3 separate regions of the Homo sapiens genome follow, and all the other regions are linked to region 2. The links are chromatin contacts, found by Hi-C or POLR2A ChIA-PET in ENCODE. All regions are on one chromosome and are shown on one strand. The core of a region is the stretch at or near the end of the contact, and the rest is flanking DNA. Distances in the headings are between cores, read along the strand shown. Region 1 overlaps PPP1R16B (protein phosphatase 1 regulatory subunit 16B). Region 2 holds the start of TOP1 (DNA topoisomerase I). Region 3 holds the start of ACTR5 (actin related protein 5).

The links. Hi-C counts contacts between places; a loop is a spot of excess contacts on that map. ChIA-PET counts read pairs that join two places held with the same protein, here RNA polymerase II (POLR2A). Pooled maps may share reads with other maps.
Region 1: a pooled map shows a loop between it and region 2 (7-fold over the local background). The contact joins the enhancer-like site here to the promoter of TOP1 in region 2. A Hi-C loop is called at or near these places in 1 of 37 single-sample maps with no recorded cell type and 4 of 50 pooled maps. POLR2A ChIA-PET finds 5 or more read pairs at or near these places in 1 of 52 experiments (GM12878).
Region 3: a loop to region 2 is called in a pooled map, with 20 times the contacts of the local background. The contact joins the promoter of ACTR5 here to the promoter of TOP1 in region 2. A Hi-C loop is called at or near these places in 7 of 50 pooled maps.

Annotation. Positions count from the first base shown.
Region 1 is chr20:38,874,266-38,876,965 of GRCh38, forward strand. The region is part of intron 2 of PPP1R16B (protein phosphatase 1 regulatory subunit 16B); the gene reads left to right. Among named protein-coding and RNA genes, the nearest start is that of FAM83D, 51 kb to the right of the region's middle. Within about 2 kb of position 1,331, at least 16 of the 41 ENCODE cell types and tissues checked have a DNase peak (open chromatin) inside an H3K27ac peak, as active enhancers do; they include GM12878, where a contact is called at or near this core.
Region 2 is chr20:41,027,527-41,030,226 of GRCh38, forward strand. It overlaps TOP1 (DNA topoisomerase I), which reads left to right and starts at 1,296. Exons shown (of 21, transcript NM_003286.4): 1 at 1,296-1,574; 2 at 1,905-1,929. The coding sequence starts at 1,542. RefSeq lists silencers at 995-1,346, 1,567-1,636.
Region 3 is chr20:38,747,174-38,749,873 of GRCh38, forward strand. It overlaps ACTR5 (actin related protein 5), which reads left to right and starts at 1,287. Exons shown (of 9, transcript NM_024855.4): 1 at 1,287-1,680. The coding sequence starts at 1,306. RefSeq lists silencers at 763-1,032, 1,333-1,522 and an enhancer at 883-1,384.

The DNA.
Region 1 (2,700 bases), core at 81-2,580, 2.2 Mb before region 2:
GGAGCTTGAAGACTGGGCCCTACATTCCTGAGGGGTGCCTGCTGGAGCCAGGAGGTGGGGTAGGGGAGAGCCAGCTAGTAGCTAAACACTTTACTCATTCCAGACACTATGGTCAGCACTTTATAATCTAATTCTCAGACAACCTTATGAGATTATAGTCCCCATTCTACAGATGGGGAAACTGAGGCTCAGATAGAGGAGATGACACATCTGAGATCAAACCACTGGGAAATGGTGGGGTCTGAATTCTGAACCACTACACGTGTGTCTTCATACCAGGTGCAATGCTTAGGTAGACTGCATATTCCCCAACAGTGTGCTTTGATGGCTTCTCTCCAGGGTGGAAGTGGTTGGAGCAAAGGTCAGACTGGCCCTTTCATCCCTTGGGCTCAGAGCCTGGCACTAGGCTTGCTGGCAGAAGAGGAAACAGGAAGGCTTTGGGCTGCATGCAGATCCCCAACTCTTAAAACCTGGGGTCAAGTTTGGCTCTCTCATACATTCTCATGGTGGAGCAAGCATGGGTCAAGTGTGGGGGTATTGGAGCCTCTTACCAGCTGAGTAGATTGGGGCAAGTTAATTAAACTCACTGTGCCTCAGTATCCCCAACTGTAAAATAGGAGCTCATTAGAGCCTGCCTCACATTTGCCTTGGGCTGTTGTAAGCATTAAATGAGATCATTTCCTACACATGCTAGACTCAGGGCTGGGCAACAGCAAGTGCTCAGTAAACATGAGCTCTTCTTATCGCAGGCTTGTTAGATGCTGATATGCATCTGCTGTCTGTTCCCACATCTGGCTGAGCTGTGAGGATACGAGGGTTGAAGACCATGGCATTTTTGTCTATTGCTGGGAGCATCAGCAAATGATCCATCCTGCAGGTCCGAGAGCTCAGGACATTTTCAGCAAATGGCTCCCAAGTCCCATACATCACTCTACCTACATCCTGTCCTGGTCCTCTCTGAGCCAGGAACAGAGGGTTCCAGAAGCCCTGGAAAACTTGCAGCTTGCTCCCCTCCGGGCCCAGCCAGCTACTCTCTAGCTGTTCCTGTCTGATAAGAGAGTGGATTTTTCCATTTCCTGCAGCAGAAATGCTCCTGTTTCCTCTCTGCCCACCCAGCTGCCCTGGTTTCTGCTGCTGCACGGGCAGAAGATGGGTATCTGGAAGTCACAGGAGATTGTGCAGCATGCAGGGAGAGTAGCAGGACAGGGCCCCCCAGGCAGGTGGGGCTGCAAGGCAGTCAGCATACCTTGCAGGAGCCAGACTTCTCTGTTTTGTTTTGACATGGGAACCGAGTCTGTATCAGAAATGACAAAATCAAACACCCGCAAACAAAACCCCCCAGCGAAGCAAACAGGAAGCAGGGTCTGGATAAAAATACCATCCTTTTTGCAGCTGCAGCCTCCACCATGCAGGTTTCAGAAGGTCACGCTCTTGACAGGAAATGTGGCTGCTTTCAGAGGGGAGAGGTGGCTGAGTTGGGGCCGGGGGTAGAGACAGTGGGGACAGCCAGAAGCAACAGCAGGCTCTCGGGGGAGGTTCGTGCACCTTTCACTTCTTGACAGGTGAAGGAACTGGGCCCGATCTGTCTGTTCCCTTCCTGGCCACGATCCCAGGGTTCACCTTGGACTTATATTTGTTTCTTCCTCTCCTACCAGGGACCAGGAGACTTTTATTGTGAGGGTGAAATGAGACTGTGGTTTTGAACTTTTTTTTTTTTTTTTTTTTGAGATGGAGTTTCGCTCTTGTTGCCCAGGCTGGAGTGCAATGGTGGGATCTTAACTCACTGCAACTCCGCCTCCCGGGTTCGGGCGATTCTCCTGCTTCAGCCTCCCAAGTAGCTGGGATTACAGGTGCCTACCACCATGCCCAGCTAAATTTTTGTATTTTTGGTAGAGACAGGTTTCACCATGTTGGCCAGGCTGGTCTCGAACTCCTGACCTCAGGTGATCTGCCCGCCTTGGCCTCCCAAAGTGCTTGGATTACAAGCATGAGCCACCACTCTCAGCCATTGAACATATTTTGTTAGCTGAAAAGCATTACCCTGAGGATCAGCAAAGTTTTTCTGCAAAGGGCTAGATAAGAAATATTTTCGGCTGTGTGGCCATATGGTCTCTGTCTAACTCCTCAGCTGTGCTGCTGGAGCCTCAAAACAGCCATAGGCAATGCATAACAAGGGAGCGTGTGTTCCAATTAGTTTTTGGACACTGATATGCCACTTTCATGTAATGTTCATGTATTGCCAAATATTACTCTTCTTTGATTTTTTTCAACCATTAAAAAAAAAATAGAAGCCATTCTCAGCTTGCAAGCAGTATAAAATTAAGCCAGATTTGGTTTGTAGACCACAGTGTGCCAACCCCTGCACTCTCCAAACAAAATGGTTTGTATTATTGTTGCTATTTAACTTCCTACTCAATACAGGAATCCCAGCTTTAGCACTTCCTTCATGGGGTCAGCCAGGTTGAGACTTTGTTTCTGCACTAGCTACTTTGAGCAGAAATAGAGTTCTTACCACTTGGCTATCATTCTGCGGAAGGTTTTTGTTTTTTAGTGAAATTGAGAAGTTCTGATTATAAAGGTAGTACATATGGATTTTAAAATGCTTGGGAAATACTGGCAAACACAAAATAAAAATCCCTGATAAATCATAGCTACTGTATTTTTTTTCCAATGAAAAGTGTGTGGATGTATGGAAAGCAT
Region 2 (2,700 bases), core at 46-2,545:
AGCCGGGACTACAGGCACATGCCACCACACCCCGCCAGTTTTTGTATTTTTTTGTAGAGTCAGGGTTCTGCCATGTTGCCCAGGCTGGTCTTGAACTCCTGGGTTCAAGTGATCTGCCAGCCTCGGCCTCCCAAAGTGCTAAGATTACAAGTGTGAGACACCACCCCCAGCCAGCACATTGTATTAATCCAAGCAGGAGAACGCAGACTTCAAAGGCTTATGGGCAGCAGAGAGAAGTAGATGAAGCAAAGAGATGCAATCAGCGGGACTAGTGGGAAATGAGGGAAAGGAAGGTGTCAGGATGGGGCTTTTTCTAGCTGAGTGGAGTTCAGTTCATTCCCAGAGAAGCTTGAGAGGTATCCAACTATAGATGCAAGGTAGCTGGCTGTTGGTCCCTTGTCTTTAGGACAGTTTGACTTTTGTAATACAGGCGACCTCACAGAGCTATTGTGAGAATTCAGAGCTGGGCACAGAATAGATGCTCTATAAACGGTAGTTCTATTCCCCATTTGCCCCGTCCTCCCAGCATGCCAGGGATACAGGGGCGGATAGAGACAGGTTCAGTTCCCTTTGGTCTCTTGCATTCCCCCTTCCCTCAGCACAATTCCTGGGCTCATAGCGGATGCTCAATAAGTATTTGTAGAATGAACCAAAGAAATCAGACCCTTGGTGACCCAGGGCTACATGTACTCGGCGGAAAACTGGGGTTAAACCGGACCCTTGGTTGGTTGAAAAATTAAAATAATTTTTAAAAAGTGGGCGTGAAATAATCCAGAAGTTGGAGGGCCTGGACAAAGGCTGGGGAGGGGACTCCTCCCACCAGGCGGCCTCAGGGTCGGCTTAGCAAGAAAGGAGGCGCTGGGGAGACCTCTGGGGTCCCAGCTGCCAAGGTACTCGCCGCTCCAAGGAGATGCGGACGCCGGATACCAGCTCTGCCCAAGATTGCTGGGTCCCGCCGCGGCCTTTAAAGGCCCACCACGTGGCTGCGCGGCCAGCCCTGGTCCGGAGGCGGTGCCCGGGTGGCGCCTGCGCACTGCCTAGCAGAGGGGCTGGGGTTCCGAGAAAAAGCGTCTGGAGAGGAAGGGGAGGCTGCTTGGGGTGGGACGCCGTGGGAGGAGTCGGCTCCTTATGCAAATCACAGCGGAGCGCGCACGGTCCGGAGGCGGGGCTTGCGATGCAAAGACAGGTCCGTCTGGCGAACAGCGAGGGGGCGGGCCGCAACCCTCTGCCTCTTTCCGCGAGCGCTGACGTCGCCGACGTGTTGTTTAAAAGCGGCCGCGCAGGCGCAGTGAGCCCAAATGCGAACTTAGGCTGTTACACAACTGCTGGGGTCTGTTCTCGCCGCCCGCCCGGCAGTCAGGCAGCGTCGCCGCCGTGGTAGCAGCCTCAGCCGTTTCTGGAGTCTCGGGCCCACAGTCACCGCCGCTTACCTGCGCCTCCTCGAGCCTCCGGAGTCCCCGTCCGCCCGCACAGGCCGGTTCGCCGTCTGCGTCTCCCCCACGCCGCCTCGCCTGCCGCCGCGCTCGTCCCTCCGGGCCGACATGAGTGGGGACCACCTCCACAACGATTCCCAGGTACGGCCCGGCCTGACCCTGGCGGCCCCGGACCCCGGCCTGGCCGTCCCGCGACCCCCGGCGCAGGCCCCGACCCCAGCCCCGGCCCGGCAGCTTTGACAGGCCGGAGCCCCCGGTGAGGGGCCGCCTGCCGGAGTAGATCGGCTCGCTAGGCCGCGAGCGAGGGCCGCGAAGTTACAGTTCGAGGCAGGGATGGCTGCCCTCTGTGGCCACCCCCGGGTCCCCGTCCTCCCCGGGGGCGCAGGGTGAGCCAGACCCCGGCCGCGCGCGCTCGCCGCCGGAGGGGTTAAAGTGGCTGTTGTTTGATATTCTCTCCTTTTCTTTTTCCAGATCGAAGCGGATTTCCGATTGAATGGTGAGTGTGCCCCCTGCGCCGACTCCGGGGCCCCCCAGCCGCCGGCCGCCTCCCCCGCGCCCTGCCGGTGCCGGGCAGAGGACAGACATGGCGTCCCAGAGACTAAGTCCCGGCTCCTCGCTCACCGGCCCCATTGTTCCCATCGGGCCGCCTCTTGACCCCCTTTCCGGGGACCCCAGCTCCTCCAGATCCCGGCCCTCCCAAGAGGGGACAACGGAGACCCCGTGTCGTCCGCCACCGGGCCTCGGGCGGTCTTTCCGGGCCGGGATTCCTCCCGGGAAAGTCGCCTTGTCGACGGTCGGGACTTAGTCTCTGCGCCATTTTCTTTTTCTCTCTCCTCTCCTTTCTGTGCCTGTGTCTCTTTCTCTCCCTCCCTCGGCTCTTTCCTTGAGCTGCCCAGAATGAGCTTTCTGCAGAGCAAAGCCGTATAAATCACATACTTCACCAGAGAGGGAAGGCTGGGGGACTGAATTATTATTTTTTAAACTTTATTTTGGGGGTTATTCCCTTTATGCTTCATGTTTGTTTCCTTTTCTGCTTCCAGAATGAAAGATTTCCTTAAGCAACTGTTAATTTTTTTTTTGATAGGCTGTTTATGATAGGAATTATGGCTCTAAAACTAAAGCCACGCTTTGTGGAGTTCTTTATATTTCCAGGTTGTTTTTCCCAAGTTACGTTCTTTGCAAAGGTAGCAGTACCTCCCTAAAGAAAGTTTGCAAGTTCTCTGTGGGTCACCCAATGTAAATGTTGGATTTTTAAAAAATTATGTTA
Region 3 (2,700 bases), core at 37-2,536, 2.3 Mb before region 2:
CCGTCTTAAAAAAAACAAACAACAACAACAACAAACACTGTTAATAGAGGTTCTTGAGATAAGTTAGGAGTTTCATTTCTCGCTTACAATATCTTTTGTAACTAATTTGATTTTATCTCTCAAACTGAAGTGTTATAGACCTGGTAGAGTAGATTCAAGGCAGCTGCTCTATTCTTTTTCTTCTTTCAAAATGGTTATGGCCAGCATGGGCAACATAGTGAAATCCCTTCTCTACTAAAAATATAAAAATTAGCTGGGCGTGGTGGTGCACGCCTGTAATCTCAGCTACTTAGGAGGCTGAGGCGGGAGAATCACTTGAGTCCAGGAAGTCGAGGCTGCAGTGAGCCGAGATCGCCCCACTGCACAAAAAAAGGTTGTAGTAAAACAACTGCTCTAATTCTTACCCCCTTAGCTAGTGAAAAGATGGAAATGCGACAGGATAGAGCGCGACGAGTGCTTTTAGGGCTAAAACTGAGTGGGTCACACACATGGCCTCCTCTCCCACCCGCTCCTGGCCAGAATTTAGTCACATGAGCGCATCTAGATCGCAGCCAGACGGATGGCCACGTGGGAGTGGGAGGTGATGCCACTAAAAGAGAGGGAATGCTTGGGGAACAATCAGCAGTCTTTTCTCAGGGTTTGAGAAAACACTGTGTCTTAGTGAGAAGACACAGTCTGTGCGAGTTAGTAAAGTGAACAGAACTGAGTAGTCAGCTCCCTAGTCAAGAAATTGAACAGTCGGCAGAGTTTGAGATTTCTTAACGTAAAGGAAGCGTCAAAAGATAAAGGACCCTTCTAGCCAGGACGCAAGACTGAGGGCGAGACAGCCACGCGGAGGCGGGGCCGCCGGCGGTCGAAGGTGCGCGCCCGGCCGACGGTGCGCGCCCGGCCGACGGTGCGCGCCCGGCAATGGGGCGTGGCCAGGCAGAGAGGCGGGGCTCCACCGAGCGCGGCGCTGAAGCTGGCAGCCAGAAAGGGGCGGGGCCTGGCGGCGATAGGCTTTGGGGCGGGGCTTCCAAACCGGGCGTCCCGGCTAGAGTGAAGGGGCGTGGGCACTCATAGGCTATTGGGGGAGAGGTTAAGAAACGTAGAATTTCGCAGCCAGAATGGGTACGTCTCAGCGATCCTGAAAGCAGCCTTGACAGCCAGAGGCGAGTCAAGTGGAAAGGCTGGCCGGGCTTCGAGAAGGGAGGGGGCATCGAGGTACTTAAAGGCCTGAATCGCGCGGCGTGACGTCGGGGGCGCGGTTTCGCGGCGTCTGGGCGGACACTGCGCCGAGGGGCGGGGCTGGACGCGCGCTCCAAGATGGCGGCGAACGTGTTCCCGTTCCGCGACGCCCGTGCCGCACCGGACCCAGTGCTGGAGGCCGGCCCGGTGGCACACGGGCCACTGCCGGTACCGCTGGTGCTGGACAACGGGTCGTTCCAAGTCCGCGCTGGCTGGGCGTGTCCCGGGCAGGACCCAGGTCCCGAGCCGCGCCTGCAGTTCCGCGCGGTGTGCGCCCGCGGTCGTGGCGGGGCACGGGGCGCGTCGGGCCCGCAGGTGGGGAACGCTCTGGGCAGCCTGGAGCCACTGCGCTGGATGCTGCGCTCGCCCTTCGACCGCAACGTGCCGGTCAACCTGGAGCTTCAGGAGTTGCTGCTGGACTACAGCTTCCAGCACCTGGGTGTCTCCTCACAGGTGAAGGGCGGAGTAGGCTGGGCTGGGCTGGGTTTGAGGGGAGGGGTGCGGTCTCGTCTCCGCTCACTCTGCTCTCGGAGAGGTAACAGTCACTTCAGTAGCTCCGATTGTCTTTTAGTCGACCAGATGCTAGGCGCTGTGGGTGTAGCAGCGAATAAAATGCTGCTCCTTGTATCTTGGAGCATACCTTTGGGCATATATGCTTGTTTGTTAAGAAGCCCATTTATTAACAAATACGTATTGAGCACTTACTCTGTGTCAGGCACTTTTTAGGCATTTGGAGTACATGTGTGAACACAAAACTTCCTGTGCTTATGGAGCTGTTAATACTATGGAAAGATATTCTAGTATGAAAAGGCAGACAGTAAACATAGAAATAGTAGATTCTACGCCGTGATAGGAGAGGAGGGAGTTACATTTTTTCAGTAAGATGGTCAGGGTAGGACTCGTGAAGGTGATGTTTGAGCAAGGACTTGAAGGAGGTGATTCAGGTAGCAAGCCATGTGAATATCTGAAGGAAAAACGGTCCAGGCAGAGGGAGCAGCCAGTAAAAAGGCCCCGAGGCAGGAGTGTGCCCTAATCCTAACTGCAAGGCTGCCTGTGTGAGGGGGAGAGTAGTACCTGAAAGAGGATGTCAGAGAGGTAGTGGAGAGGCAGATCACACACCTTATAGGCTTTTACTGAGTGAAATGGGGAGCCATGGCAGGGTGTTGAGCTGAAGAAGGACCTGACTTGTGTTTTAAAAGGATCACTATTACTGCTGTATGGAGAATGAATTGTCTTGGATCATAGGGTGGAAACAGGGACGAGTTAGGAGGCTGTTGGAATAACCCAGGTAAGGGATGATGGTGGCTTAGATGAGGCAGATAGCAGGGAATGTCATTAGAAGCAGTTGGATTCTGGAAATACTTTGAAGATAGAGCCAACACGATTTGCTGACAGTTTGGATGGGACCTTGACTTAATAACTTAAATTGACTCTACTTTCGTATTTTCAAGTAAAGATGAGATGGGAGTTTTA